Linked DNA regions of Mus musculus: regions 1, 2 and 3 are each linked to region 4. The links are chromatin loops, found by intact Hi-C in ENCODE. Cell type or tissue: left cerebral cortex. All regions are shown on one strand. Region 1 holds the start of Msantd1 (Myb/SANT-like DNA-binding domain containing 1). Region 2 overlaps Grk4 (G protein-coupled receptor kinase 4). Region 3 overlaps Rgs12 (regulator of G-protein signaling 12). Region 4 holds the start of Hgfac (hepatocyte growth factor activator).

The links. Peaks named below come from ENCODE experiments on the same cell type or tissue, not always from the same donor. Only the 100,000 strongest peaks of a DNase experiment are listed, where the experiment ranks them.
Region 1: a loop joins it to region 4, with 8 times the contacts of the local background. A loop is called at or near these places in 35 of 42 quality-filtered maps.
Region 2: a loop joins it to region 4, with 3 times the contacts of the local background. A loop is called at or near these places in 5 of 42 quality-filtered maps.
Region 3: it touches region 4 in a loop (7-fold over the local background); 25 of 42 quality-filtered maps call a loop at or near these places.

Annotation. Positions count from the first base shown.
Region 1 is chr5:34,912,355-34,920,354 of GRCm38, forward strand. Htt (huntingtin) reads left to right here. Exons shown (of 67, transcript NM_010414.3): 67 at 1-180. Msantd1 (Myb/SANT-like DNA-binding domain containing 1) reads left to right here and starts at 3,561. Exons shown (of 3, transcript NM_207277.1): 1 at 3,561-5,561. The coding sequence starts at 5,242. In left cerebral cortex, a CTCF peak has its summit at 3,640 (motif pointing right); DNase peaks (open chromatin) are centred at 3,651 and 5,097; H3K27ac peaks cover 575 bases.
Region 2 is chr5:34,685,090-34,693,089 of GRCm38, forward strand. All of the region lies in intron 4 of Grk4 (G protein-coupled receptor kinase 4), which reads left to right. Among named protein-coding and RNA genes, the nearest start is that of Grk4, 29 kb to the left of the region's middle. In left cerebral cortex, a CTCF peak has its summit at 4,996 (motif pointing left); no DNase peak of the experiment used is centred here.
Region 3 is chr5:34,981,641-34,989,640 of GRCm38, forward strand. All of the region lies in intron 3 of Rgs12 (regulator of G-protein signaling 12), which reads left to right. Among named protein-coding and RNA genes, the nearest start is that of Mir3097, 35 kb to the right of the region's middle. In left cerebral cortex, a CTCF peak has its summit at 4,405 (motif pointing right); DNase peaks (open chromatin) are centred at 4,425 and 7,793; H3K4me3 peaks cover 293 bases; H3K27ac peaks cover 197 bases.
Region 4 is chr5:35,038,883-35,046,882 of GRCm38, forward strand. It overlaps Hgfac (hepatocyte growth factor activator), which reads left to right and starts at 2,627. Exons shown (of 14, transcript NM_019447.3): 1 at 2,627-2,828; 2 at 3,408-3,582; 3 at 3,684-3,780; 4 at 3,973-4,052; 5 at 4,678-4,800; 6 at 4,942-5,073; 7 at 5,266-5,376; 8 at 5,475-5,649; 9 at 5,882-5,967; 10 at 6,369-6,624; 11 at 7,607-7,746. The coding sequence starts at 2,715. It also overlaps a transcript of Rgs12 not described here. In left cerebral cortex, a CTCF peak has its summit at 4,359 (motif pointing left); a DNase peak (open chromatin) is centred at 4,353.

The sequences.
Region 1 (8,000 bases), 130 kb before region 4:
TGCCATGGGCTTCACTGGGAACTAGGAGGGCTGTGATGGGTGTGCCCCGGAGCCCAGCCTAGACCTGGCTGTCCATTTCCAAAAGGAAGGACTGACATGAAATGTATATTTAAAATTTTTAAATTGCAGATATTGTACAGTTGAATTAAAGAAGCGATTAAACCACCTGTTGTTGCTGTTTGAGGCTTGCTTTACTTATAAAACCTCCTTTCTAGCATTTGAGGAGAGCATCCTGCTTATCTCCAGTGGGGCAAGGATACTACCAGCAGCCATCTTGACACTGTAAAGATCAGGCAATACTAGGTATAGAATGAGACTGTGTGCCTGGAATTGGGACCAGGCCTAGGAGTATTCGCAGACCCTATTGAAGTGGTCTCCCTGTCTGGGAGATATGGTGTGCCAAGTTCTCATAGTTATTGGCATTTTAAGCCTGTCGTGTGAGATCCTAGGTATTGTTTCAGCTTCCACACATTGCTCCAGGGTTCTAGAGGGGTGGTGAGGCTCTGTCCTCACACAGGACACAGTTAGTAGTCCTTGGAGTCTTTGCATGCTCTCCACCAGCCCTTCTGCCTTTCTGGACATGCTCCTGATCCACATGGATCCTCTTCTGCCCTTCAACATGACTGGTCTTACCACCTTTGTCCTGCTGTGTCTGCAACACCTACCCTGTCCTTTGTAGGTTACAACTTCTTTTAGGTTGTCTATGACATTGCCTGTCTTACCAGGTCCCTTCTTTAGTATCTGGGCTAAACCTGAAATGCAGGTACTTCATCCACCAACCTGCAGGAACAAGGCTGTTTGGGGAACACTTTCTAAAGGCCTGTCAAGTTTCAGTTGTGAGGCAGGAGTTGTCTACCTGATCCTTCAACCCACCAGACCCTGACGTTAGTGCCAGGATAACTCTTGGGAGTCTTATAGAGCCCAGTGCATGCCACTATCCCTTCTAGGACATGGCACAGGGTCTGTTCTCTGTACAAGATAATGAACCTTTGGCAGGAAGGGCCTGGTAGGTGCCCCACCATGTTTAGGTCTTTGCCCAGTAACTCAAGCATTTGATGGCAGCATGGATGTTATTGCTTCAACTCCCTGAATCTACCTCAGCAGTCCTCTCTAGGACTACGGTGATATTGCCCTTAAGGTCTTCATCAACGCCGGGCATGGTGGCACACACCTTTAATCCCATCACTTGGGAGGGATTTCTGAGTTTGAGGCCAGCCTGGTCTACAATGTGAGTTCCAGGACAGCCAGGGCTATACAGAGAAACCCTGTCTACAAAAACAAAAACAAAAAGATCTTCATCAACACTTGAGTTTTGCTCACTTCAGGAAAATGAAGTACCCCTGCCCTCCTGGTGGATAGCCAGACCTTTGACCTAACAGGCATGGGTGGTATTCCAGAAAGGATAAGGTAAGCCTCCCTGGGGTATTGGCAGCACATTATTCCTTCTAGCCACTAAAGCAGAACGCAAGCCCTCACCATAGCAAGTCCAGCCCTCCTGCCTGGGGAATGTAGGAGCACATGACTTGAGGTACCCCTCAGCCTCATTGTGGTGTTTGTCTCCAGTTTTTCCAAAAAGCATTCTGAAGGAGCTTGAAGAAGCAGCCTGATTGTGTTGAATACGGGGATGGGTAGTCATGGTATGTGTGCCATTTGTGGCCATATGTGTCCACATATTGAGTGGACAGGGTCCAAGTTTCCTGGAGTTATATCCAGGCTTCCTAGGATGTGAGCCTCACCTCCATACAAGGTGGCAAAGCTCAGCCAAATCAAGAAGACCTACTTGGGTAGCCCAGGGAAGGCTCATGAGCAGAGGTGGACCCAGGTACTTGAGAATCACTGAGACCTTCCTGGGATCCACACACATCCTTAGCCCTGAAAGCCTGAGTCTCATCTTCCTCCATGTTGTGGTCCTGAAAGAGATGCCTGCTTCACTTCAAGCTCAGGGTGGACATTTGGGACATAGCTGGGGTGGGAAGAGCTGGCCACAAAGGCAGAGTGTCAAAGGTTAAGAGTCTGGACTCCTTATTGACGTGTGATAGCAACGTCTAACGTGCAAGCTAAACTACCTAGCTGCCCAGGCCTCTATCCCAGGCTAGGTTGTAAGGCCCCAGGAATTGCTGTGACAATCCAATTCTAAGGTAGGTCATAATCCCTCTCACTACCCACCACAGAGATAAGCTGTGCCTCACTAACCACCCAGAGCAGTTCAAACGCCTTAGTGCTCCAAAGCTTCCTAGACCCATGTCCTACTACCTTAGTCAAGGCTGTACTTAGCCACTGTCACATGTACACACATTTCATACACTTCCAGGCCTTTGTCAAGTCTTCAACCCCTAAATTTCTCCCACCAGTACAGGCTCAGTTCTCTCAAAAGTTACCTGGCATCCCACTAAAACTGGTCATTTTCTACTCTGGCTTCTATCAATATAGGCTGAGCTTGGCTGCTATCACCCTAGTCAGGCCTGGTTTCTTGCATCCTGAACAGGTTCCATAAATACAAGTTTCAGATTTGCCCCACACTCATTATGTAGAGGGGAAACCAAACCCAGGGAGCCTAAGTAGGTTTCGCCAGCTCACAACAGAACCAGTCTTGACCCCATTCAGAGTGCCTGGCCTCTCTTAAGAGATACTTTCTAAAGCTGACCTGCCCCCTTTCCCTTCAGGTTCTACTGGGGACCTAGTCCTCAGCCTCCTGCCTTCTCATCCTGTGACAACTGAGGGTCCTAGCAGGCCATGCAGCTGTGTCAAGGTATGGAACTCTACCCTGAATAGAAATAGGAAATGTCCCACCCTAGGTAGGGGCAGCTGAGGCTTGGACAAACACCTGTTCATTCTTGTCCATGGAAGCCAGGCAAGGACTCTGCTCTAGGAGGTGCCTCCACAAAGGCCACTTTGTACCTGGGACTGCTGATGCCCACATGCCTGAGAAGAGGAGGTGGGAGCCCATCTTACCCCCATCTAGGTGTCAACCAAAGTGTTATGTTGGTATGGAGTAGCTCCTGCCAGGCTGGCTCTGGTGCCTTCTATATCCTGGAACTTGGGCAAGCAGCTGTTATAGATCTTTCCTCTTCAGCCATCTAACTATAGGACCTTGAGTAATGGCAGTGATATCCATTAGCCAACAGATAGCCACTGGTCTGGCTTTGAACACTCCAGACACTCTAAGGAAATTTGTAGAAAGGACTAAGAGATGGCGGATGAGGACCTAGGATCTCCCCATATCCCTTAGGCCAACATTTTGCTAAGTCATTTATAGTCATTTAGCCGGCTCTTGTTATTTTAGAGATGAGGACACTGAGGCTGGAATCCATTGCTAAGGTCACACAGAGCTAGGTTTAAAAGCTAGCAGCTTGAAGCTAAGCATAGTGACAATACACTTTTAATTCCAGTACTCGGGAGGCAGAGACAGGGCCAGCCTAGTATATACATACTGAGTTTTTAGGCCCCAGGTTGTGCTTGTCTTGTCTTTCCTTGTTAGCTGGAGATGCTGTCTGTGGAGGCAGTAGGGCAGGTTCCTAGTTCCTTGCTCCTCAAGGATCAATCTTCTGAGCCTAAAGAACAGGGGGTCCTTCCTGGAGGAAGGAGGTAATTTCTAGGCACTGAGCTCTGAGAACCAGACCCAGGTTCCATGCTCAGCACTAGGGGGCAGCAATGAACCAGCAGGCCAGTAGTATGCCTGGCATGCTCAGTATCTATCTGACTTTGGCAGGAAGAGGAGTTTTTGCAGACCTTCTGGGTACTCTTTTAGGAGAAATGGAACAATCGTGGGTATCTGTCTGCTAGCTCAGCAGTAGGAAGTCCCAAAATGACTCCCAAGGTTCAGAGAGGAAGCCTGACATTCACCTGAACCTATGAAATGACAGCAAGACCTCCAGGGGCAACCCTCTGCCTCCTTTTCATTTCTAATTTTGGATTGAAACTCAGGTCACTCCCCCTACCCAGTAAGTTACTGACTATGCTCCTTACAGTGGACACAGGAAGCCCAGAGACATTGCTTTCTCCAGTCTAAGTTCTTCCTATCTTTGATCAGGCAGGGGGAAAGCCAACAAAGACCACTGTTGTTCTGCTGACCAGAGAGTTTTAACTAGTTGTTTGGAGACCAGGCATGACTACCAATAGAGTACTGGGCCCAGAGAGTCTAGGATCAGACTAGACTGTGTGTCCACAACAGCCAGCCTAGCATGAGGGTCTTAGGTCCATGTAGTCTCATTTGTGACTTGCCTTCCAGATGTTAGCTATTGATGCCCTGTGGTAACTTTCCCCTCTGCGGATTCCACATTCTACATTCTTGCTCTGCTGCCTCCTCAGCCTGAGGTCCCTGCCTAGCCCTGTGGGCATATTAACCCTTCCTCTTGATGTTTTGCCTGTCCCCACCCCAACACTGCTGTGTCTCTTGAGGACTAGCCCTGCTCAGGACATTGAAGTTACCCTCTGACTGCAGCCACTTTTCCTCAGCTGAGGGGCCTCCTCAGCTCAGCTCGGTTTGCCCCTTCCGTCAGGGCTGTGCTTATGCTTCTCCCCATGTTGAAGGTCAACATCTGTGTCCTTCAGGCCGGCATGGCTAGGCAAGGTCTAGCTCTGACTTGCCTGGCTTCCCAGCACCCACACAACCTGACACCCAGGGGGTTGCATTAGTTAAACAAGAGAAGCAGAGTCAATGGGGAGAAGGCTGGGCCCTATGAGGACCGGCTTCAGTAAAGCTTGGCAGGCCTCTGAGAAGAGGGTGACCTCTCAGCAAGGACCTCACCACACGAACAGCCATCAAGGCAGTATCAGGGCCTCCACCTCCTTTGTAACCCTGCACCTTATGTCTCAGCATACTACTTGCCCATCTTGGGCCTCCCTGGACTCTAACCTATATAAATCAGGTGGGGCTGAGGTAGGGACTACTGCCTAGATGCCCATGTAGGAGCCTGTCAGGCACAGTGAAAGCAAGTCTCTTCTGGGGCCTAGAGGGCCAGCAGGGTGGGAGGAGGGCTGGGAGCCACAGTGGGCTTGGGTACAGCCTCTCACTGCAATATTGATGGCCCGTTAGTGCGGCCCTGATTCCTGTGCTTTCAGTTAAAAGGTTTCTGTTGTTGTAGCTTATGCAGTTGCTCTGTTGCTATGGAAACATGACATCAAAATGACGTTTCCCGTTTAAAAGCTTTTAACTAAATTCCTGCCTGTCAGATGTAGGCCCCATTTTGAGCGTGGAGCTGCCTCGAGCAAGCGAGTGAACAAGCGCACTGCCTCTCGCCCATGGTGCGCTGGCCAGGCCTGAGGCCCTGCCTGAGTGCCATCCTTAACCCTGCAGGTGCCTCCAACATGGCAGCAGCCGAAGTGCCTGGCTACCTTGTGTCTCCTCAGACGGAGAAGCATCGGAGGGCCCGCAACTGGACAGATGCAGAGATGCGCGGCCTCATGCTGGTCTGGGAGGAGTTCTTTGATGAGCTCAAGCAGACCAAGCGCAATGCCAAGGTGTACGAGAAGATGGCCAGCAAGCTCTTTGAGATGACTGGGGAGCGACGGCTAGGCGAGGAGATCAAGATCAAAATCACCAACATGACCTTCCAGTACAGGTGAGCACGTGGGACGGTCTCGAGAGGGTCCGGGCAAGGTTGCTCCACTCTTCGGCACTCTGTGCTCTGAGGCAGGGCGGGTGTGTGTCGTCTGGGCTAGTTGTCAGAACTCCACTTGGCAAGATTGCCTTCCAAAACCGTTTGTGTAGCCTACCATTGGGAAGATGGGGAAACTGAGGCCCACAAGCAAAAGAACTGATCATTAACTCTCAAGTGGCAAGGCTGAGAGCATCCTCAGATAGACTTTGTGGGACTAGGGCTGGAGCAGCATCGTTGTGAGGATGGTTCTAAGGCTGACATTAGACCTGCCTCCTACCTGCCGTGACGCCCCAGCAGTAGACAAATAGATCAGATCTTATGACCCTGCTTCCTCAACTGGGACTACAGGGCACCAATTAGGCTTGGTTCTGCCTGTCCCACCTACCACAAGTACCCAAGTTGGGCAGGGTATGGGGTTCCTGTTTCATGTATGGAAACTGAAGCTAGAGTGAAAAGGAGGTTTGACTCCCAGGCCTGGCTCACCCCGATACCCTGAGACTACGAGAACTAGGTGAGCCCAGCCCAGGGCCAGCTTCAGGGTTGGTAAGATAGGATTTTAGGGGGCTCTCCAGGCAGCACACAACTCTAGGCTGGGGTCTCCCCATCTGTGTATCTGACTTTGCTGCCTCTCAGTTTGACTGTCCTAGCTTGCAGCCAAAGGAGAGCCTGGGGGAACTGATACACAGTTCACAGCCTGGAGCATCCCTGGCATTCAGGATGGAGTAGCTGTGGTGGGTCTGACCTCTCTGTAGAGTCGAGTGCAGGGCAGGGATCATGGATGGGCTAGAGATTGTGGACTTTGGAGGCACAAAAAAGTAGAGAGGGTAAGATGAAGGTCAAAACATAAAGTGAAGGTTGTGTGCACGAGGCCCTTATGAGGGGCATGTCACAGGAGAAGTTGAAGAGTATCAAGGTCAGACAGTAAAGAGTACTTCCCCAAAAGGCAGACTAGACAGTCTGGGCCTGGGGCTGCCTAAGATCGCATTCAGATCCCATGATAGGAGGTGCTATCTGGGGCTCACAGATGTACTAGTAGTTCATCTGGTGAGTTGGGAAGATAGGGAGGCTGGTTCAGACCTTGCTCTGCAGGCATATCTGTAAGGTCCCCAGCCAGAATCCATGGAAGAAAAGAGCTCTCATGCCCTCATCAGTAAAGAGATGCCCCAAGAAAGGGAGGGGAACCCCTGCCTGGCCCATGAATCCTGTGCCCCTGGGAGATAAGGCCCGACAAGACCTTGGACAGACTGTGAGACCCTAAAACTCCATCTCTAACTACTGATTTGACTTATAAGGGCCATGGAAGAAGAGAGAGGGCCTCAAACCTGTCTTGTCCATGGCTCATTTCTGACCCCCAGTGCTGGTCCACAGCTGAGCCTGAAAGCAGAAACCCGCGGCTCTAGCAGTTGCTTAGGCTTGCTGGCATCAGAGTCATTTATTGTAACTGGTGTTACATGGAAGCCTCTGTCTGATGAGGAGAGAGTTGAGACCAAGTCTGTTGCCTGCAGGAACAGACATGAACACATGAAGATAGCACCGATGGCAAAGGCTTGCCTGGCTTTCTCACGCCCCATCATCCTGTCCCAGTGCTGGAGGAAGAAGGGATTTCTGGGGGAGATGAGGCACCGCTGGTTGTTTTCCTTAGCTTCCCTTTGTCTAACTGTATTATTCATTATTTATCTTGAAAGCCTCCCTCAGAGTCCTAGGGGAGGGATTCTGTCTCCATTCCTAGAGGTGGTTGTGAGCCAGGAGATGAGAGTACATGGAAAGATCAGCCACTGCAGTCTAGGGGTAGGAGTCATGGCACTTCACAACTTACAAAGCACATGCAGACCATGGCTTCTCATAGCTGATCAGTTCTTTATCTGCCCATTCCTGACTTCACAGCAGTCTTTTCTTTTCTATAAGAGCTGTTTATATATTAAGGTTCTGACTTAAAGGAAATATGACCAGGTAGCTAGGTCCCATGGACCATGATTTGTTGGAATACAACATGAGGCCCCCACACTGGAGACAAGACAGTCCTCATTTCTCCAAGGAGTTGGCCAGCTTAAGTGAAGCAGAGAATGCAGGGGCAGGGGTTCTCTGGAGAGGAGGAGCCAGTATAGAAGGCTGAAATGGCACTAATGGTGGTAAACTTCACCTTCCCTGTGTCCCCAGGTAGCTTGATGGTGCCTGCTATTCATTCAGAGCAGTCTGCTCTGTTCTGTGTGACCTGCCTCTGCTTTCTGATGCAGTCATGCTATGTGGTGGAGCCCTCTAGGCCCTTGATGCTATTCCCCAAGGCCATCCTCTGCTTTGGTGAACCACAGTCTGTCCTGGGCAGCAGCCCCTTGTTATTGGCTGTACCTGTGTTGGGGGCTCATTCAGCCAGCTCTCCATCTTCAGACACCAGTGAGACTA
Region 2 (8,000 bases), 350 kb before region 4:
AACCCATTTTTGTCATCTTCTACAAAACTCAACTCCAAGTGGATCAAGGACCTCAACAAAAAACTAGATACACTGAATCTAATAGAAGAGAAAGTGGGAAAGAGTCTTGAACTTGTTGGCACAGGGGGAAATTTCCTAAACAGAACTTCAATGGCTCACGCTCTAAGATCAACAATTGATAAATGGGACCTCATGAAACTGGAAAGCTTCTGTAAGGCAAAGGACATACTCGAAAAGATAAATCGGCAACCTACAGATTGGGCAAAAATCTTCACTAACCCCATATCTGATAGAGGGCTAATATCCAAAATATATAAAGAACTCAAGAAGTTAATCACCAAAAAACCAAACAACCCAATCAAAAAATGGGGTATCGAACCAAACTGAGAATTCACAACTGAGGAATCTGGAATGGCTAAGACACACCTAAAGAAGTGTTCAAAGTCCTTAGTGATCAGAGCAATACAAATCAAAACGACCTGAGATTCTACCTTACACCAATCAGAATGGCTAAGATAAAAACCTCAGGCAACAGCACATGTTGGTGAGGATGTGGGAAAAGGGGAACACTCCTCCATTGCTTCTGGGATTGCAAACTGTTACAACAACTCTGGAAATCAATCTCGAGGTTCCTCAGAAAATTGGAAGTAGATCTACCTGAAGACCCAGCAATACCATTCTTAGGAATATACCCACAAGGTGCCCCACCATGCCACAGGGGCACATGTTCCACTATGTTCATAGCAGCCTTGTTTGTGATAGCCAGAAGCTGGAAACAACCCAGATGTCCCACAACAGAAGAATGGATACAGAAAATGTGGTTCATTTGCACAATGGAGTACTACTCAGCTATTAAGAATGAGGACATCCTGAGTTTTGCAGGCAAAAGAATGGAACTAGAAAATATCATCCTGAGTGAGGTAATTCATACCCAAAAGGACATGTATGGTATGTACTCACTAATAAGTGGATACTAGCCAAACAAACAAACAAAACAAAACCATAAAACAAACCCAAGATGCAGTCCACAGAACTCAAAAAGCTCAACAAGCTGAAGTGCCCAAGTGAGGACACCTCAATCTCACTTGGGAGAGAGAAGAAAGCAATCACAAGTTGGGGGCGGAGGGGGGGTACCTGGGAGGAAAAGTGGACAGGGGTTCGGGGAGTGTGGGGAGGTGGTGGTGAGAGAGGAACCTGATCTGATATTGGGTGAGGGAAAAGAAATGAAGCCCTGAGGGCTAGCAGAAAGAATATAAACAGGCAACCTCAGAAAATAGGAGATTGGGACAGTAGGGAGAGAGAATTTATAGAACCCACCTCCAGCAGGAAGACAGGGCATCAAGTGAGGGATGGGGTTGCCAACCCACAGTCAAAACTCTCACCCATAATTGTTTCTGTCTGAAAGAATTACAGGGATAGAAATGGAGAGGAGCCTGAAGAAAAGAAGGCCCAGCAACAGGTCCAAGGGGAAGTCCCAAGGTCTGACACTGTTACTGAGGCTGTGGAGTGCTCACAAAAAGGGATCTATCATGACTGGTTCTGAAAGACCCAAGAAGTAGCTGAAAGAGTCAGATGCAGATATTTGCACCCAACCAATGGACAGAAGCAGCTGACCCCTGTTGTTGTCTTAGGGAAAGATTGAAAGAAGCTGTGGAGGAAGGCCACCTTGTAGGAGGACCAGCAGTGTCAATTAATCTGGACCCCCAAGATCTCTCAAACACTGGACAACCAAACAGACAGCATCCACCACCTGATATGAGGCCCCCAACACACATACAGTAGAGGATGTCTAGGTTTGTGTTCATTCAGAGATGATGCACCTAACCCTCATGACACTCTCCAGCCCTGAGGAGTTTAGAGGTCAGGTGGGGTGGGGGGTGGGAGGGACAGGGAATGGAATATGGAGTGTAACAAATGAATCTAAAAAAAGAAAAAGAAAAAGAAAACTTCCGTAACCTAAAGAAAGAGATGCCCATAAACATGCAAGAGGCTTACATAACTCCAAATAGATTGGACCAGAAAAGAAATTCCTCCTGTCACATAATAGTCAAAACACCAAATGCACAAAACAAGAAAGAATATTAAAAGCAGTAAGGGAAAAAGGTCAAGTAACCTATAAAGGCAGACCTATCAGAATTAACCAGACTTCTCACCAGAGACTATGAGAGCCAGAAGATACTGGGCAGATGTTATATAGATCCTATGAGAACACAAATGCCAGTCTAGCAAAACTCTCAATTACCATAAAAAGAGAAACCAATATATTCCATGGGAAAACCAAATTTACACAATATCTTTCCACAAATCCAGCCCTACAAAGGATAATGAATAGAAAACCCAATATAAGGAGGGAATCTACACCGTAGGAAAAAGCAAGAAAGTAATAATTTTTCAACAAACCCAAAAGAATATAGCCACACAAACATAAAAATAACATCAAAAATAACAGGAAGCATCACTATTACTTAATATCTCTTAACATCAATGGACTTAATTCCCCAATAAAAAGACATAAACAAACAGGCTGGATACATAAACAAGGCCCAACATTTTGCTGCATACAGGAAATCCACCTCAGTGTCAAAGACAGACACTGCCTTAGTGTAAAGGGCTGGAAAACAATTTTCCAAGCAAATGACCCCAAGAAACAAGCTGGAGCAGCCATTTTAATATTGAATAAAATCAACTTTCAACCAAAAGTTATAAAAAGGATAAGGAAGGACACTTCATACTCATCAAAGGAAAAATCTACCAAGAACTCTCAATTCTAGACATCTATGCTCCAAATGCAAGGGCACCCACATTCATAAAAGAAAGCTCAAAGTACACATCACACCCCACACAATAGTAGTGGGAGACTTCAACACCCCACTCTCAGCAATAGACAGATCATGGAAACACAAACTAAACAGAGACACAGTGAAAGTTAAGGACCAAATGGATTTAACATATCTATAGAACTTTTCATCCTAAAACAAAAGAATATACCTTCTTCTCAGCAACTCATGCTACCTTCTCCAAAACTGACCATATAATTGGTCACAAAACATGCCTCAACAGATATAAGAAGATTGAAAGAATACCATGCATCCTATCAGATCACCACAGACTAAGTCTGGTCTTCAATAGCAACAAAAACAACAGAAAGCCCACATACACATGGAAGCTTAACAATGCCCTACTCAGTGATCCCTTGGTCAAGGAAGAAATAAAGAAATTAAAGACTTTTTAGAATTTAATGAAAATGAAGCCACAACATACCCAAACTTATGGGACACAATGAAAACAGTGGTTAGAAGAAAACTCACAGCTCCGAGTACCTTTAACAAGGTATTGGAAAGAGCATACACCTAGTAGCTTAACAGCATACCTGAAAGCTCTAGGACAAAAAGAAACAAATACACCCTAGAGGAGTAGACTGCAAAAAATAATCAAACTCAGGGCTGAAATCATCCAAATAGAAACAACAAGAACTATACAAAAAATCCACAAAACCAGAAGCTGGTTCTTTGAGAAAATCAATGAGCTAGATAAACCCTTAGCCAGACAAACCAGAAGGCACAGAGACAGTATCCAAATTAATAAAATCAGAAATGAAAAGTGAGATATAGCAACAGAAACTGAGGAAATTCAAAAATGATCAGATCCTACTACAAAAGCCTATATTCAACAAAACTGGACAATCTGGATGAAATGGACAATTTTCCAGACAGATACCAAATACCAAAGTTAAAATAGGATCAGATAAACCATCTAAACAGTCCCATAACCCCTAAAGAAATAGAAGCAGTCATTAAAAGTCTCCTAACAAACAAACAAACAAACAGCCCAGGACCAGATGGGTTCGGTGTAGAATTCTGTCAAACCTTTAAAGAAGACCTAATATCAATACTCTTCAAACTGTTCCACAAAATAGAAATAGAAGAAACACCACCCAATTCATTCTATGAAGCCACAGTTATACTGCAAATTCTCCTTTGGAGGTGGAACAGTTTCTGTCTAATCAGGAACTTTTCACAATTTCCATTCATAGAGGACTTCATAAGAGATTTTTTTCTAATTCTTTTTTTTTTAAGATTTATTTATTATATCTAAGTACACTGTAGCTGTCTTCAGATGCACCAAAAGAGAGCGTCAGATCTCATTACGGATGGTTGTGAGCCACCATGTGGTTCCTGGGATTTGAACTCGGGACCTTCAGAAGAGCAGTTGGTGCTCTTAACCACTGAGCTATCTCTCCAGCCCTTTTTTCTACTTCTGTCATGTTTAATGTTCCAAATAGATTTTAAAAACAAGGAAAAAAAAACCATAATTAATGAACAAAAATTCCACCCAGTTCTATACATAGAAGAGTGAGCCTGGGATCTGGTTTATTATCACAAGTACCTCAGACTGACATCGGCAATCGACACACATATATATATATGGTTAGGCAGTGGTAGCATGAAACTTGTGGGAGTATCCAACCACTGACTTATTTGACTTAAGGCCCACTCCACAAGAGGGAATCCATGCCTGACACTGCTTCAGTAACTGTTAAGACAGGGTTTTACTGCTGTGAACAGACACCATGACCAAGGCAAGTCTTATAAAAACAACATTTAATTGGGGCTGGCTTACAGGTTCAGAGATTCAGTCCATTATCATCAAGGTGGGAGCATGGCAGTATCCAGGCAGGCATGGCACAGGCAGAGCTGAAAGTCTTAAGCCCACAATCACAGTGACACACCTATTCCAACCAGGCCACACATGCAGATGGTGCCACTCCCTGGTCCAAGAATATACAAACCATCACAGTAACCAAAAACCAGAGTTATATATCTCAGAGACGGAAGGTAAAACCAAACACTACTGGTTTTAAAAAACAAAGGTTGGGGGCTGGAGATATGGCTCAGTGGTAAAGAGCAATGATTGCTCTTCCAGAAGTCCTGAGTTCAATTCCTAGCAACCACATGATTGCTCACAACCATCTGTAATGGGATCTGGTGCCCTCTTCTGGTGTATCTGAAGACAGTAACAGTGTACTCATATACATTAAACAAATAGGTTTTTTTTAAGTCAAAAAATAATTTAAAAAAGAAGTGCATGTATACAGATGGGAGAGGAATTAATAAAACTATCTTATTTGAGGTGATATAATTTTATAGAGAGAAAATTCTAAGGAATCTACATCTACATAATCAAGAAACATTACTAGAGTTAATAAATGAGTTTGGCAAGGCTCATAGGTACTAGATAGTTATACAAAATTTGGTTGTAATTTTATATACTAGCAAATAACAAAATTTATTTTAAGAAAATGCATTTATAGTTTCATCAAAAAATGAAAAAATGCTTAGATATAGTAGAGTAAATACAACATTTATATATTCAGTAATGAAACATGGAAAAAATTAAAGAACATCTAAATGAGAAAACCTCCCATGTTCACGGATCAAAAGATATGTTAATATTGTTAACATGTCCATACTTAGCAAATTGCTCTTTGTTTTCACTCTATGCCCCATCAAATTGATCTGCTCCTTTTGTAAAAATCAGCAAACTGAGTTTAGAATGCAAATGTATATTTAAAAGACCCCAAATAGTTGTATTCCTTGGGGTGGGGAAGAACATAATTAGAGAATTCATATTTCTCAACTAAAAAGTTACAATAATCAAGAATAATGTGGTACTTTGATAGAGACTGATAGGTCAGTGGTGTAGACTGAGAATTAGAAGTAAACCAATAAGCTTACAGTTAACTGATTTATTGTAAAGCTACTGAGACTACCCAGAAGGAGAAGGCATAGTCTTTTCAAAAATTATGCTGGAAGTAGAAATTCACATAAAAAAAATGAAGTGGTACTCTTATCTCACACCACAAGAAAAAAGTATACTCCAAATGGATGTAGAACCAAGCAAAATGGCCAAAAGTATACAGCTTTCATCATTAGATATTCTTTCTAATACTCAGGCTGTATGGCACTTTTTTTTTTTTTTGAGACAGGGTTTCTCTGTGTAGCCCTGGCTGTCCTGGAACTCACTCTGTAGACCAGGCTGGCCTCGAACTCAGAAATCTGCCTGCCTCTGCCTCCCGAGTGCTGGGATTAAAGGCATGTGCCACCATGCCCGGCTTATGTACGGCACTTTTATAACTAAGCAATAAGAACTGCAAAGTTTAAAAAAAAATCAAGGGGACTGGAGAGATGGCTCAGTGGTTAAGAGCACACAACTATTTGTAATGGGATCTGATGCCTTTTTCTGGTATGTCTGAAGACAGTGACAGTGTACTCATATAAATAAAATGAATTTAAAAAAAAATCAAACAATATGTTTGAGTATTTTGCCTATATGTGTATCACATGTGTACCTGATGCAAGAATTCAGAAAAGAGTGTTGTACCCCGTGGAACAGGAGTTATGGATGGTTGTGTGTTACCATGTGGACTTTGAGAACCAAACCTGGGTCCTCTGCAAGAGCAGCCAGTGCTCTTTACTGCGATCCATCTCTTCAGCTGTAAAATTTTATTTTATGTGATGGGTACTTTGTCTGTATGTATATCTGTATACCACATGTGTTCATAGTGCCTATGGAAGCCAGAAGAGGGTGTCAGATCCTCTGGAGCTAGAGCTATGGATGCCTGAGGGTCACCATGTAGGTGCTGACAACTAAACCCAGGAGTGGGAGAACAGCCAGTGCTCTTAACTGTTGAGCCATCTCTTCAGCCTTGCTTTTTTAAAATTACCAAAGTAAATGTATATTTTAGCATGGAAGAATAGGTGTACTTAAAAAAAAAACAAACTTCTGATCATCTTTCTATTCCACTACATATCTATTTCTGCCCAAGTACCACATTGTTCTGATTATTGTAACTTTGTAGCTGAGAAGTGGGAATTCTCTAAATTTTCAAAATCTACCTTTCTTTCCATCCATTAAAGTGAACTTTCCTATTATATACTATGTTTAAAGTATTAAATTAGCAAGGCACCGAGTCCTCTGGTAAATTTGCACCCTTATTACCTCTTCTTAAAAATAATCCTTTGTCAGCCAGGTGGTGGTGGCCCACGCCTTTAATTCCAGCACTCGGGAGGCACAGGCAGGCGGATTTCTGAGTTTGAGGCCAGCCTGGTCTACAGAGTGAGTTCCAGGGTAGCCAGGGCTACACAGAGAAACCCTGTCTCAAAAAACAAAACAACAACAACAAAAATCCTTTGTGTTGTTTAGTATCAGGTTTCTGGCCTCAAACTCAGAAATCTGCCTGCCTCTGTCTCCCGAGTCCTGGGATTAAAGGCGTGTGCCACCACTGCCCTGCCTGTGGTTGGATTTTAGTTTAACATTTCTTCTCTTTTCACTGATGTTTAGAAAGATATCTTTTCATTTCTGTGAAAATTAATATGAAGTTTTGGAAACACTGAAAATAGCATCTCTACTTAGAGTTTATTATTAAATAGTATTAACAGAATCAACCTGCTATGTAATTTTAACTGTTATTTCAAATATATAAGATGAAATTTACTTAATCATTTCTTTGTTCTGGTTTTCGAGACAGAGTCTCTGTACGTAAATAGTCCTGAAAGTCCTAGAACTTTGTAATCTAGGCTGCTCTTGAACTCACAGAGATCCTCCACCCTCTGCTTTCTGGGAATAAAGATGTGTGACACCATGCCCAGAAAATATTTCTCCTGAATGTAATATTTTCATTAATTGAGAATTTCATTCATGCATATCGTGTATTTTGATAATATTTACTTCCTATTTTCCCTCTAATTCCTCCCAGATCCAACTCTCACATTCTACCTCTTCCTAACTTCATGTCTTTTAAAAAAATAACCCACTATGTGTGCCATATCAAGTATGCTTGACTTATCAAAGACCACACCTTTAATGAAAACTCTGTCTTCTTCCCTCAGAAGCTATCAAAGGTCAATAGCTCCTTATCTAGGGTGGGAACTTGTGAGCCCCTTCCTCTCTGTGCTAGATGGTTTACTGACTTGATCCTGTGAAGGTTTTGTGCAGATAAC
Region 3 (8,000 bases), 57 kb before region 4:
CAGGTGTTTACCGAATTTAAGATTATTTTTATAAAATTTTTGTGGAAATTCAAAGGGCCAAGAGGAGAAAAGATCTGTACTTAAATTTTTTATTGTGGGAAAATGCACATGATGCAGCTTGCCATTTTAACCATTTTTAGGTATGGATTGAGATTGAAATGCACCCTCCAGCTCATGGGTTGAAGATTTTTATCCCTATGTCTTGGTGCTTGGTGCTAGTTTAAGAGGTGCTAGGATTTTTACCGGGTGTGGCTTAGCTGGAGGAAGTGGGGCTTAGCCACAGTGGGTGGGACTTAGAGTAGGTGTGGCTTAGCTGGAGGAGCCAGTCACATGTGGGATGAATCCTTAGGAGCTGTTTGATTTCCCTGTCTGTCCCACCCTTCCCCCTCTCTTTCTTGCTCTCCATTTTCATTCTCCCTCTCCTGGCTCTTTCTCAGTCTTTCTTCTTGCTGGCCCCCGTGAAGTGCAGAACTTCGCTTTTCCATACCCCTCTGCATCTGTTGTCCACGAACTAAAACTTATGAAATTGTGAACCCAAATCAGTTTTCCATCTTTAAGTTGGTGCCATAGTTTTGTGTTTGTCCCCGAGCTGGTGGTTGTTCTGTGTGGATCTGAGGAGGCAAAGACATAGCTAGGTCAGACTTTGCAGGTATGCCTGAGAAGATGGGTGAGGTGAAGGCCAGAGAGGCGGTGGGAGTGGTCTGGACAGACTAGTCTCAATTCTAGGGAAGAAGGGAGTAAGGAGGGTTGGTGGGAAGGAAAGCAGGGCCTTAGAGGAGGTCTGAGGCAGCGCCTGCAGACTGCCCTTAGGGCTGCATTGGAGTCTCTTCTGTATATGCCCAGTGTGCCTGTCTTTCAGATGCAGCGTTGTGAGAAGAGTGAGATCATCTGGCAGAGTAAATGGGGTGAGCTGGGGGCTTCAGCCTGGTAGAGGGCACACAGGAGTGGGCCTGCAGACCTCCTAGGAGCTGTAAGGGGCAGGGGGGAGGCTGCTCTGTGTTAAGCCTGAGCGTATGCAGTGTGAGTATGCCTATGCTCTGTAAAGGAATTTGGAAGCCATGGATGCCACTCTCTGTCTCAGTCTCTGTCTCCTTAGCCTGTTCTTAAGTCCTAGTACTTGTGGCATCAAGCATTCTTACCATGCTGCGCTGTGCTAAGATGGAAAGTGTCCAGTGCTTGTCATCAAAGAGAGCCAGATGTTAGAAGAGAAATTAATCATAAAGTAATTCAGGGTTGTGATTATGGCTCAGTGATAGAGTCCTGGACTAGCAATTGCCTAGCATGTGCAAAACTCTGGGTTCCATCTCAGCACGCATGCGTGAACAGGCATACACAGACACACACACACACACACACACTCAAAGGTAATTGCAATTTAAGACCAGCTTCAGGCTTTGTGTTTGTTTTGTGTTTGTCTAGGTGCTGATGTGTGCTCTTGTTTGTAGAGACTGGAGGCCGTCCTCAGGTGCTGTGCTGTTACTCATCCATTGTTCACTGACCACCAGCTTCAGGCTCAGGGGTCTGCTTTCTCTGCCTCCCAATATAGCACCTTAACAGATCAACATCACTGGCTTTAAAAAAAATACTTGAGTCCTTGTGCTTTGCAAGGCAAACACTTTACTATGGAGACTGAACCATCTTCATAGCCTATTTGTTTGTTTGTTGATGCTCAGCCAAGTCTTGCCATGCCTGGCTTGCAGGTTAGCTCCCAAGGCTGGGTGGCAGTTTGAGCAGTGGGATGCTGAGACGGAGGGTGGTATGATTCCTGCAGAGGAGAAGCTACCTGAGTAGACATCAGGCCCCCTAACTGGCTACATCCTGATTGCAGCAGGATCCATGCCTTTGGCTTTTGCTGTTTGTGGGGTGAAGAGATGGGGATATAAGTGTTTATGAAAAGCTCTTCCTGGTGGGGCCAGCCATCTCTAATAATTTATTAAGGAGCCTTTGTTCATGTATGGATTTGCTGCTTTTCAAAAATCCTGCAGCTACTAGGAAGCAAAACAGACAGAGCCACTGCGCCACACAGGAAGGGAAGACGTGGGGAAACCTAGGTTGAAGCAGCTGCCCCGCTGGTGGTGTTTAGCCTGGCATGCTGACAGCCAGGAGAGAAAACCACCACTGCCGCCTGTACACAGGACCCTCATGGTTGGAGCAGGTCTGGTCCTGAAGACTGATGCTTTGTTCCGGCCCAGGTGATGAGAGGTTGCAGGACCAGCCCCAGGAAGAAATCAGAACTGAAGCCTCAGCAGAGCCTGAAGTTGGGAGAGGGAGGCATAACCAGGGAGCAGCCAGAAGGGATGTATAGACCTCCCATGGGAAGCCTATGTCCCTTAAAGCTTTGTGTGTCTGGGTATCTCCAATTCTCCTTGACTGATCTTCCATGAGTTGAACTGTGATGTTCTCTGGCACTGAAGAGGTGGACAGGAACCACCTTGCATTGAAAATCATAGTTCTTTGTGCACTGGGGAAATAAGAGATTTTGCTCACACTGCATTTAGTCTTGTAGCTGTTGTGGGATCACCGTGCAAGTATGGGGGAAGCCTTGTCATCCTCCAAGGCCTGACTCTGATCACACTGACATTCGGGCCTACAGTAGTCACCATACCTTGAGGTCTCCTGGCTGTTTATCTGCCTTGTTCTGAGTCCACCCAATGATCCCATACTGAGCTTTTGGTACTAGGCCCTTTAGTACATACTCAGGAGACCCAGGTGTCTTTACTCCATATGGAGGTGGCAAAATTGCTGCTGTGCAGGAATGGCAGCATTTCTTCCTTAGCAAGATGCCAGTATTGTGTCCAAGACCATAAGGGTGTGAGGATGACTCTAAGGACATTGTCCTAGCAGGCAAGTCCTGATTGCATGTTGGTCACTTGTGCCTCTCAAGACACTGCAGGTGCTGGTCACCTGTCCTTCCAACCACCTGTCACCCCACACTGTTTATATGATGTTGGTGTTAAAATTCCTTCCCAGAGGGAGATGTAAACATGATTTAACCCCTTCTCCTGAGGTTCTAGTTATAGTCCAAGGCCAGATTCCCTCCACACCCACTCTGGAGAACCAGTGAGCTTATTGGGCTCTGTGCTGGCTCATTTTATGTCAGCTTGACACAGCTAAAGTCATGAGAGAGAAGGGAGCCTCAAGTGAGAAATGTCTCCAGAAGAGTGGACTGCAGGCAAGCCTGGAGGGTATTTTCTTCATTAGTGGTTGATGGGGGGAGGCTCAGCCACTGTGCGTGGTGCCACCCCTAGGCTGGTGGTCCTGGGTTCTATAGGAAAGCAGACCAAGCAAGCTATGAGGAGCAAGCCAGTAAGTAGCATCCCTCCATGGCCTCTGCATCAGATCCTGCCCTGCTCGAATTCCTTTCCTGATTTCCTTTGATGATGAACAGTGATATGGAAGTGTAAGCCAAATAAACCCTTTTCTCCTCAAGTTGCTTTGGCCATGGTGTTTCATCATAGCAATGGGAACCCTAAGACAGACCTCCTTACAGAGCATAGATAAGGGGTTAGTTACAGTTCCCTCAACAGGCCATGCCTGAAAAAACTACTCAGCAAAGATAAGGTCTTCCCCATAGTTCATAGATGAAGCTCCCTCCCCTCATCTCAACATCCTTAGCCTACATACTCTAGCTCCTCCTCAGGCCATGTACAGCTCAGCAGTTACATATACCACGTGTTAGGGAGAGACTGGATACTCAGGTGAGGGGGCTTGTGACCCTCCCCGACCCTCCATGAGAGTATATAAACTGTCATAAGCCCAGCTGGGACAATCCTCCTTGTAGGGGTGCAGCTTAACTCCACAGGATGGCTGTTGCCAACAAGTGGCAGCTGGCTTGGGGCCTGGGAACCAGCCTGGAGGGCAGTGCAGGAAGGAAGGACCCACATTTGTGCATGTGTGTACATGTGCGTGTGTGCTTGTGTGCATGCTTGTGCCACAGCGTGAGTGTGGCGGTCAGAGGACAACTTGTGGGATTCTGTTCTCTCCTCCTCCTGTGTGAGTTCCAGGTATCAAACTCGGCAAGCTTGGTGGTATGTATCTTTATTCATTGAGTCATCTTGCTGGCCCTTGTTTTGCTTTCTGAGACAGGGTTTCACTGAGTAGCCTGGCTGGCCCTAAACCATCTCTTGTTGCTTGCACATTGATCTTCCTTTGGCTCCCACATTTTCCTATCTGTGGGCCGGCACTGCCTGTCCTGTATACCTGATCTCTGTCCCTGGGTAAAGCCCATGTTTTAGCCCCTACTCCTTGACCTTCCAGACTCAAGGGACCTGTCCTTTGTATTGGTGCCCTGCAGAACACTGCTGGAAGAGCTGGTTTGATCTCTTTTACCTGAGCTGGAGTTGCCACAGAATTAATTACTCTGACATGGGTACTGTTTTTCAGGTACTGACAATGGCAGGCTCCCAGGCAGCAGGGGGCGCTCAAGTCACAGTTTTGCCTCCATCCAAAGTAGTCCTATGCTCCAGATGTAGTGGGAGGAGGCCCTCCAGGTAGTGGGTGCTTAGATAGTATCTGCAGACCCAGCCACTCTTCTTGCTCACCATAGTCACAATCCCTAGCAAAGCATGCAAAAACTCCAAGTGAGAGCCAGGACAGGACTCGTGGGCAGGTGCCTTCTTGACATTTCGTGGGTTTGGTTGCTTCCACTGTAGCCTCCCCTACCTGAGACTTGGTGGTTGCAGAGCTGTCATTTTCTCTAAGATTGCTCTGCAGACAGCTCAAAATAAACTCTTTTTCTTTATATTTTAATCCATCCTCTCCTGATTCTCAGAGAAAGTTTTAGAATACTGCTTCGTTTGGTCTTTCATAGTCCTAGCTTCTCTTCATTTGTATGACTCTTTATTTACTCGGAGACACAATTGGGGTTCTCTTTGCCTGGAGTATTTCCTCATTCAGTTACTGCTCACTGGGTTCCCTTCCTTTTCTACACTCTGTTTAGCTCTGGGAATACAGCAGCCAACAGAACCTGAGGGCAGGTGCAAGCTGTGGTGGTAGACAGATAGACAAATTTTTTTTGTCTAACTTCAAGTAATGCCAAATTTATACTTATGTATTATTTTTTTAAAAGACACTATACTTTAAATTAAAGGTGGTGGAGGGCAGAGCTAGGCCTGCTCTGGCAAAGTGGGCAATGGTGGGAGCACTGAGGGTTGTAAGGCTACGCTCTGATGGTGCTGGTAGGTGGAGAGGACTCAGCCTGGCTGGTCTCTCCAGCTGTCCAGTGGGTGATGCTTGGATGAAGAGTGGGAGGCTGGGGAAGCCCTCTGCTCTCACTAGAATTTTGGGGCTCGCCTCCCATGGGTTCTTAACATCTGCTTGGTCTTGGTCCTTTGCTCACTTACAATGCTGTCACCTTCCTCTTCTCCCTGTGGTTCTGTCTAGACCCTTGACCACATCCTGTGGACTCCAGCATCCTTTTCTCCAAGTGCTGGCTCTGGGGCAGGGATGTTGGTGAGGCAGTTCCTGGGCACTGTGGGCAATTAGTAGGCACTTCTTGTCTGACCAAGTGACAGTGTTCTGAGTACTCTAGGTTGAGTATCCATCTGACACCATGGCGGGAGCCCATCCCACATGCACTTGCTGATCTGCCAGATGATGGCTTCCACTCTTCTCTGGGCTCCAGGTAGCTGGTGTGGGAAGTGGCTGGCCTGGGCTGGAGAGTGGAGAGAGACTCACTCACTCTGAGCTGGTGTCCAATGTTTTCTGCTCACATCTCACTGTCTTGGTGAGGCCCTCCACTGATGTCTTACTGGCTTCTTGTTCCTGAACTGGCCAGAGGCTTCTATCTGTGAGAGCTATGCTGGGCCTGTTGGGCCCAGGCTTGAAAACAATCCCACAGCACTGGGGGTGGGCAGAAGAAGGAAGGAAGGCACATGAGACTCTGGCCACCACCAACCACTGTTATCTGTCACCCTTTGGCCCTGATCTGGCAGGCAGCTAATCAGCCCTTTCTCAGAGCACGTGTGGGTTAGGAAACAGGACAGCAGAGTCCTGGGTGTTGGCCTTGCTTTCTTCAAGGTCTGTCCTCAGAAGAGACTCTTCTCAGCCTGACTAATGACCTCATCAGCTAAGAGGCCAGGCCAGACAGCAGGTATGAGAGGAGAGGATGCGCCCTCAAGGCCCCAGGCTGCTTGTGTCTGAACCACAGCATCCATACAAAAAGACCCCATTGTTTTCTTCCCTTCTCATTCCTGACTGAACACACCTGGATGCAGGCCTTTGTTTGAGATGATAAGAGTAAGCATCTAGCTTTCTGCATAAGGTTCTTAAGTGTTATATGGCTGGGTGGCCTCCCAAGGTCCCAGCAGGTTCTTCTGTGCACATTAACCATGCCTGGCTCATGTGCATGTTGATCACTCATAGATGGTTTTAGGGTCTGGAGGGCTTGTGGACTAGGATGTCCTGCCCTCTGCACCTTTCCCCAAACTATAGATTAGTGCTAGGCCCTCAGACAATTGTCACTCTGACTGCCGTAGGCCACTTAGACTCTCTGGCATAGAGACAGTTCCCAGTGCCCTGTGGCCAGCTGTCATTGGCCTCTGTAGTGGCTAGTTTTGTGTCAGCTTGACACAGGCTGGAGTTATCACAGAGAAAGGAGATTCAGTTGGGGAAATGCTTCCACGAGATCCAGCTGTAAGGCATTTTCTCAATTAGTGATCAAGGGGGGAGGTCCCCTTGTGGGTGGTGCCATCTCTGGGCTGGTAGTCTTGGTTCTATAAGAGAGCAGGCTGAGCAAGCCAGAGGAGCCAAGCCAGTAAAGAACATCCCTCCATGGCCTCTGCATCAGCTCCTGCTCCCTGCCCTGCTTGAGTTCCAGTCCTGACTTCCTTGATGAACAGCAGTGTGGAAGTGTAAGCTGAATAAACCCTTCCCTCCCTAACTTGCTTCTTGGTCCTGATGTTTGTGCAGGAATAGAAACCCTGACTAAGACAGTCTCAAAGGACAGATCACCAGGCTCAGAGTCTCCAGGCTCCCAACAGAGCAGAGGTGGTGCTCCCTTTCAGCAAGGAGCAGCTCTGTAAAGGTTAGGCCATCTGCATCATCTCTAGCTATGGAAGCCACTGCCCTTGTCGGCTTCACCCCTGTAAGGTATTAGCATCCTCACCTTTGCTGGGGTTGGGGTGAGGGTGGTGCACACGATCCCTACCCCTTGCTGCTTTTGCTGGCTTTGTTCCTATGATCATGGCTGCAAGTCCCCCAGAAGCCATTGGTCTGAGGAGCTTGAGCTTTTGCCAGTTCTCATCCTGGCCAGCTGTCACCAGCTGTCACCAGCTTCTACTTGGGAGGGAAGGCAAGGTGTTGTGGATTCAGTCCTTAGTGTTGCCTTGTGGTCACACACGTCTCTCTCAAGGAAAAGCAAAGGTGAGTCTGGCCCTAGGGATTTCCATCTGGTGGCGTGACGCAGACCCAAGGCTTCTCACAGCCTAAGGGTCAAAGGCACTTCATTTGTAATTTCTGAGGTTGTCACTCGGTCACTCAAGGGTGATGGAGGACTGTGGGACCAGCTTGGCCAAACCACAAAGCCTGGAGGCACCTGGGTGAGCGGTTCACTGAGTCTCAGGAAAGTGGCAGGTAATCTTGCAGTGGGACCCAGGTTATAGCACTACTTTCTCTCCGCCTTCTTCCTTTCACAAGCCAGGATCCATCAGGTTCATACGCTCTTGGGTTGTTCATACTTGGGAAGCAAATGCAACCAATCATGTTTCACAGATGCTGCGTGGAGGTGGAGGGGTTTTTAGGAACATACTAGATCCTGCTGGCTGCCACGGAGGAAGCGCGTGCATAAGGAGCAGGCTTATAATAGAATCAGCGGCAACTGTAATTAAGGTTGCAAACCATACCACGCCACTAAAACACAAATTCTTTGCAGCTGTTGTGCTGAGAAATTACCCCGTCAGCCAGTGTTGCTCTTCAGATTCTGTAGAGGAAATGCTTTAAAAATGATCTCACAGGGTGATTTATATATAAATGACTCTTCTGTATGAGACGATCAAGATAGA
Region 4 (8,000 bases):
AGCTAGACTGTGGCACTGCCAGCTGTCAGAGCCACTCATCATGAGGTAACCAGTTAGAGGAGAATTGTCTGTGGAAGCCCCTGCTAGGCATGATGGCTGGCCCGAATGGGTGGACGGTTGGCCCTCTGACCTCCCCAGCCTTCCTATCCAGGTCCATGGCCTATGGCTGGAGATCACCTTGTCTGGAGTGGATTTGGTGTCTGTGCAGGGATGCTGGGGTGGGTTTCGGCAACCCAGGGCTGAGGCAAGCAGGTGACAGCTTCTCTTCTCCCCATGACAGGGGGCGGGGCCCGAGTCAGCGGAGGCCTCCCGGTCAACAGGATCATCGATGTGGACCTCGTTTCGGGTGTGTCTCCTGGGTGGGGAGGCAGCATTCTCGGGGTACAGCTGGGTCCAAGGAGGGTAAAAGCCAATGGACCCTCCTTACCAAATGGTCCTGGCCTGAGCACCATCCCAGGTGAGCCCACAAAGCCCAAGACCAGCACACACCATGCCACCTTTGTTTGAAGCTATGCTGGACCTGCAATTCCTACTGCTCCATGTACTGACTCCCATGCTTATATGGATGTTTGAGGAGCTCATGACTCTGAGACGGCAGGAGCCTGGGAAGAGCCAAGAGCCACCTCGGCCCCAATAGGAAGCCAGGAGCCAAACTAGGAAGTGAGGGGACAACTTCATCCCAGGGGCTGGGTTAGACACCTCTATAGCAGCCCGCCTTGGTGTTCAGACTTTGCCCAATAAAATGCTTCTGAAGACCTGCCATGTACTGCATTGTGCTGAGTGCCGATGTCACATGCCATCCTCTTGGAGCCCTTACCCCTGCAGATGGCCCTAGGAAGAAAGACTTCCAGAGAGGAAATGGTTCCTGGACAAGGGTGGCTGCACAGAGATAGCTTGGTGCTTGGGAGCTAAAGGATGGGATCGCCTCCCATCCTCAGATGTATGGGCTCTATGACCATCTTGGATACTGAGGCCAGCCACACCCCAACATTGTCCATTCATATTGTCCCTTGCAGATGACCTGGGGTTTTTGGACATCTGTGTCTTCTGTCTTCTCTGAGGTTGGCCATTGGTGAGGGTGGGGCTTGGTTGAGATTTATGGTGAGGTCACTGTGGTCTCATCCCTGCCCACTGTACCCACTGTGCCCAGTGGAGCCTTCCTGCCACTGGCCCTGCCCCTCTCCCTAGTCTCACTCAGGTGACCCAGGGGGCTTCTAGAGAGGGGACATCTGAACTAAAACCTGACTGTAGATAAGTTCTATAGGGAGGCAAGAGCCAGTGTGTCTGAGGCTGAGACCAGAGTGAATCTGGCTATAGAATGAGAAGTCCTGATATGGCAGGACATCAGTGAGAAGCAGGAGGGGAAGGACCACAGGGTGGTGCTGGGCTGAGCCTGTAAGACACACTGTCACAAGCCCAGGATGCCTGAGCAGAGGCCCCAACACTGATGGCCCAACTGCCAAGCTGCTAATCTTACATCTCTCCCTGGAATTGAAGATGGACTGGCTGAAAGGTTTCTCAGAGAGCGTCTTCTCTGAGGCACCTCATCATGCACATCCCAGCAGCAACATTTCCCAACACCCGCAATGTCCTAGCACTCATAGCATCTGCCTGGTACCCACTGTGCGCCAGCACCACTGTTTCCTCAGTACCACAATGCTCAGACACCACTGTATACCCGCACTTGGCCATGAACCACCATGCCTTTGGTACCCATCATGCCCCACCATGCTTCTAGCACCTACTTTGGCAAGCTTGGGTGCTGTTTGGCCATTGGTGAGGGCGGGGCTTGGTTGAGATTTATGGTGGGGGTCACTGTGATCTCATTCCTGCCCACTGTACCCACTGTGCCCAGTGGAGCCTTCCTGCCACTGGCCCTGTCCCCCTCCCTCAGGAATTGGAGAGATCCCAAGAAGACAGCTAGAGCTATGGGTATGAGGTGGCCACTCCAGTTTGCCTAGGGCCCCCAGTGCCTGCCTGGAGCCACAGGGAAGCTCTGTGTATAGCCTGCCCAACTGAAGGCATGCAGGCTATGCCCACAGGTAACCAGACTGGGAAAGCTTACTGGGGGGCTGCTGGTACCCAGGCTGTCTGGTAAGGATAGAATTCTGGGGGTCCTGAGTACCCCAGGCTTAGGACAAGTAGACAAACCAGCAAAGAGAGTTACTGTTCTCAGGCACTGGTCACAGCACTTGGTCCAGGGAGCAACCCTTACCTCTCTTGAGTTGTTATGTGGCAATGGGTAGAGGGGGTACCCTCCACCCTGTGTTGACATCTGTGGATTGGGGACTGTATCACCCCCACCATGAGTCAGTAGCTGGCTGGGAAGAACTGGAACCCCCAGGTTCCTGCATGCAGCAGGTCCTGTAAAGGGCTCATAGACAGGAGTGGCCAGCAATATGGCCAGCACCTGTGCCTGGGAGGCCTGGCTCTGACCTGCCCAAGTCACACTGGAAGACTTCCTGGAAGAGGCTGAGACTTGAAGGTTGTGTTGGGCCGAGGAGCAGTTGTAGCCTTTGCCAGAGAACAACAGCTGCCCCAGCAGAGCAGGCAGAGCTGTGGCAGCAGGGTGGAGCTATGGCTGTGGAGGAGCCTAACAGGATGCAGTGGGTGGCAGGGTTAATCATTATCATGTAGCCTTGACCCCACCTGCCCTGGCCACGTTCCCTGGCTACTCTGTTCCTGCTACACCTCACGCCAGCTCAGGAGGAGCCATGGGGCGACAGGCCTGGATCTCTAGCCTCTGTCCCTTACCCAGGCCATGTCCCTTCCTGCTGCTCCTGCTGCTGCTGGTGGTGCCTCGGGGGGCCCAGCCCCAGGCTGGCAGGGTGAGCACTGCCCCTCTCCCTTGCATGTGGCCAAGGGTTCTCTATGCACACTCGGTTCCTGGGAAGAGAGAGGTCAGAAAGAGGGCCCCAGAGTGAGCTAGGGACCCAGTGTGGTGGCATAGTGGAGTGGAAGTTGTCATTTTGCACTGAGATATGGGGTGCTGGGCTAGGCTGGTCTGTAGTGCTTGGGCCTGAACTTGTTAGGATCCTCTTGTTGCCACTGTGTGGCCCAGGCCCCGTGAGTGAGTGGGGGGGGGGGGTCCTGGGGCTTCTGCTGCATTCCAGTGTTTGAGATGGGGTGTAGGAGACCTCAGAGTGCTTCAGCTGTTCCTGTCCACCCCAGGACTGCCCCCCAGGACTGAATCTCAAGGACCAGGGTGACCTGGGGCCCTGTGACTCTTAAGTTAGCACATTGGATCACTCAGATTCAGAAGGAAAGGCCAGAGGAGGTCTTGGGGACACCCACTGCCTCTTGGACCTGCCCTAAGGAGTCTCAGGTCTCTGGTGTATCCGACTGGTGGAGTCCAAGTGTGAAGGACTATTCCACACTGACACCTTTGTGGCCCCTTGGGCTCCTAGAACCACACAGAGCCCCCAGGACCTAACGTTACAGCCACCCCCGTGACCCCCACGATCCCTGTGATCTCTGGGAATGTCAGCACCTCAACAGAAAGTGCTCCAGCAGCAGAGACTGAGGGACCCCAAAGTGAGAGGTACCCTCCTCCCTCCAGCAGCAGCCCCCCTGGGGGCCAAGGTAGGTGAGACACTGTAACAGGAAGGCAGCTAAAGAGGTGTGGGGCCTGGGTAGGGGTGGAGTACCCAGTGGGATGCCTGATCCCTGACACCCCTCCACAGTGCTCACCGAGTCTGGGCAGCCGTGCAGGTTCCCTTTCCGCTACGGTGGCCGCATGCTGCACTCCTGTACCTCTGAGGGAAGTGCCTACAGGAAGTGGTGAGTCCCAGAGTGGGGTAGCGGCTGAGGAACCTACACAGGTTCCCACTGTGGACCCTCATGAACCCTGAAGCTAGTAGGTCTTGATGCCCAGCAGGTACATTTAGTGAACAGGGGCTCCAGGGTGCCCAGGCAGAGATGGGTGGGGCTCTGGGCAGGGACTCAGTTTTATCCTCTGACTCGACCCTCCAGGTGCGCTACAACACACAACTATGACCGAGACCGGGCCTGGGGCTACTGTGCAGAGGTGACCCTGCCTGTGGAAGGTCCAGGTAGATATGTGAAAGGGCCAGCCTGAGCCCCCAGGAAAGGCTTTGACAGGGTGCTTGGGTTAGGAGTATAGGGGTCAGTGTGCAGGGTGAGGATACTAGTGACCTGGGCAAGGATTCTGCATGGAGTTTGGGGGGGGGGTGTCTCTGAGTTTGATCTTCTTGAGTTCAGAGATATCTAGGGGCAAAATTGCTGCCAGCCCAGAGGGCAGCAGAGGGTGCTTCTCCCAGACAGGACCTAGCCTTCCTAGACCCTGGATGGCTTTGCTGATCATTGGTGATACCAGGGCTCCCTCTTGTGGTGAGATCTATCCATGTAGCCATACATAGTCCCTTGAACAGGCCCTGAGTCCAAAAGAGCAAGCCATGAAACCTGTGGGTGTGCCATGAGAGGGATCCCCGTTGCCTGGCAGAGCATGTATAGAGAGATGTGTAGAGCAGAGTGCAGAACCATGGGATACCTTCTCCAGTCCTGGTGAGGGGGGGTCACTGGGAGGTGGGAACTTGCTCACTCAACAACCCAGAGAAGATAGATAGCGTTCACAGAGAGCCTTGGCAGGCAAGAGGGTATGGAGGGGCTCCAAAGACTCTTGTCATAGCCATCATATCCCCTCCTGTGTGTACCCAGCTATCCTTGACCCTTGTGCCTCTGGGCCCTGCCTCAATGGGGGCACATGTTCCAGTACACATGACCATGGGTCCTACCACTGCTCTTGCCCGCTGGCCTTCACAGGCAAGGACTGTGGCACAGGTGAGAGGACCTCGGGGACCCAGGAGTGGGGCCATTCTAGGAGGCTGGGAGAGCAGCTGCTGAGTCCAGCCTGGGGTGGGTAGTGCCTACCTGGGGGAGGGGACCTGCACGGGCACTGTGGGAACACTGTGTGACTCACAGAGAAATGCTTTGATGAAACACGCTATGAGTATTTTGAGGTGGGCGACCACTGGGCCCGTGTGAGCGAGGGACATGTGGAGCAATGTGGCTGTATGGAGGGCCAGGCCCGGTGTGAAGACACCCACCACACAGGTATGTCATGGCCAACTTCAGGGAGGTCAGGTTCCATGGTGCATGGGGGTAGTGAGCCAAGTCCTTTAGGCAGATGCTCCATCCTCACGTAAAGATAAGGTTACCCAACAACAGTGGCACGGGAAAAGATCTCAGCTCTGTCCCCTCCGTGAGTTCCTGGAGACCAGGTTTGGCTTCCGGACTCTCCCCTAGCTTGTCTGAGCAGCCCATGTCTGAACGGAGGCACCTGCCACCTGATTGTGGGCACAGGGACCAGCGTCTGCACCTGCCCGTTGGGCTATGCTGGGCGGTTCTGTAACATTGGTGAGTCACTTTCTTTCCAGTTTTATGGGACAGCCCTGGGAAATGGTCTCAGGGGTCCTTGCTGTGGCCTGGCCTCATGGCAACCACTGTGCCTGCAGTTCCCACAGAGCACTGCTTCCTGGGAAATGGTACAGAGTACCGAGGCGTGGCCAGCACCGCTGCCTCGGGCCTGAGCTGCCTGGCCTGGAATTCTGACCTGCTCTACCAGGAGCTGCACGTGGACTCAGTGGCTGCTGCTGTCCTGCTTGGCCTGGGCCCTCACGCTTACTGCCGGTCAGCACCTAATGGCTGCTATACATACTCTTTCTGCATAAGCAAAGGATTGGACAGAGGGTCTTCCCAGACTCTGCAGGGGACAACAGTGCCTAGATGGCTGTTAGCCTCTGCCTCTTGGGATGGTGGGTTCATGTGTGCCCACCGTGGTCTGCAGAGAGAGCACATAGCTCTGGGTGTTAGGATGGTCCTCTAGGGAGAGTGATGGTGTGACTCCCTTGTCTGCTTCCAGGAACCCAGACAAGGATGAGAGGCCTTGGTGCTATGTGGTGAAGGACAACGCACTGTCGTGGGAGTATTGCCGCCTGACAGCCTGTGGTGCGGGCACCCTGATAGGTTGGGGGCAGAGGGGTGGTGCTCCCTGAGGACTCTCAGACAGGTCAGTGGAGGGGACTCAGTGGTGCCCTGCTAGGGTGGTCAGCTCTGAGGGCTGGACCCCAAGGCTCTCATGCTGGGAATATCCAGCCATTTGGGATGTGAAGTGGGTCTCATTGAGAGACAGGGCTTACTCTGTAGCAGGTGATCTGGCCTTGCCAAGGCCTGCAGTCTGCATTATACCTGTCCTCATCTGTAGAGTAGGGAACAAAGGCTCCCAGGTCCTCAGGCTGCTCAGAGCCTCAGGCCTGAGGAAGTAGGCTATGGGTCCAGGTAGGACCCCTCTGGCTCTTCCCTGTCTCCAGGGGAATCCAGGGGTATGAACCGATGACCTCCACTCCCAGAATCCCTGGCCAGAGTCCACTCCCAAACCCCGGAGATCCTAGCAGCCCTGCCCGAGTCAGCCCCGGCTGTGCGTCCTACCTGTGGCAAGAGGCACAAGAAGAGGACGTTCTTGAGACCACGCATCATCGGGGGCTCATCATCTTTGCCTGGCTCACACCCCTGGCTGGCTGCCATCTACATTGGGAATAGCTTCTGTGCCGGGAGCCTTGTCCATACCTGCTGGGTAGTGTCTGCAGCCCACTGCTTCGCCAACAGGTGAACACACCTCCTCAGGGGCCACCCACATGTCATATCCCTACCCTCATTCTATCCCATGGGCCCCTACCTGCGACTCACACTCCTCTCCGGCATCAGCATACTTCCATCCAGACGGAAGTATGTTGACCATTTTTTCTGTTCCCCTAACACACCTTTTGGTCCCACTGTGGCCTAACGTGTGTGCTGGGCACTGAGGTAGGCATGGAGCATCGGAGCAGGGCATTTTCTGCAGCTAGCCTTATATCCCTGTGCGGGGATGTGGGGGAACACTCTCCTGTCACCTGCAGAGACCCTGCCTCTCCCAGAGCTGAGCAGTGGGATGGAGTTAAGGTGCCCGAGTTGAAGACATGCCCCATGTACCACCCTGTGTCAGTGCCTAGGTGTTTAAGGGGCACTTACCTGGGCAAGGAGTCAGGAGGCTCAGTTACAACATGTAGTAGACCCTCTAGAGTCACTGCACAGCCAGGGAAACTGAGGCCCAGCTCACTGGATGGGCTCCTAGGAGTGAGGACCTGAGGTCCACTCTGTCTCCACCTAACACGGCTGTAGCCTGAGACACCGAGACTACCTGGACTGAATAGAAAAGCCCAGCAATTCCTCCTAGCTTCATGCCCTGGGGGTAAAGCATTTGCACCTGAGGATCCTCTAGGCCAGACCAAGCCAGGCCGAGGCACAGCATATAGGCAGATCAAATCTCCATCCATGGGACTTATTCTCAGAGCAGACCTTGTCTGAAGGCTCTACTGGTTTATCAATGAAACCCATGAAGCTCGGGCTCCTGGGCCAGGGTCGCTGTGGCTCTGCCTCCCTTGTCAGTCCTGATTCTACTGTCACATGGGTTGAAAATGTCTACAGACCTTTCCCAGGGCTGGGACCCTCTTGCTTGGCCATGACCAACAAAGTACAGGGGCCAAGGTTGGGGAGACCTGATAGTGCCGTGGAGAGGGCTGGGTTTCACTCCTGCCAGCTTCCTGTGCAGCCCCCCCAGGGACAGCATCACAGTGGTACTGGGTCAGCACTTCTTCAACCGCACCACGGATGTGACACAGACATTTGGCATTGAGAAGTATGTGCCCTACACCCTGTACTCGGTGTTCAACCCCAACAACCATGACCTTGGTGAGCTCAGGGCCTCTGCAAGGTGGGGGGTGAGGTTGTGTGCCCCAAGCTAGAGCCCAGTCAAGGGTAGGAGCTGGGCAGACACAAGGGGAAGAAGTAAGAGGAGTTAGAGAAATCTTGTTGCCCTTCCTCTGGTCTCTCAGACCACCAGCCACCTACCTCCCCTCTACCCATTTCATGGGACTGCCTGCTATGGATTTCTGTCTGGGGTGGGCTTCACTGCACAGGCTGACCCCTGTTCTCTCTCCCTCCCA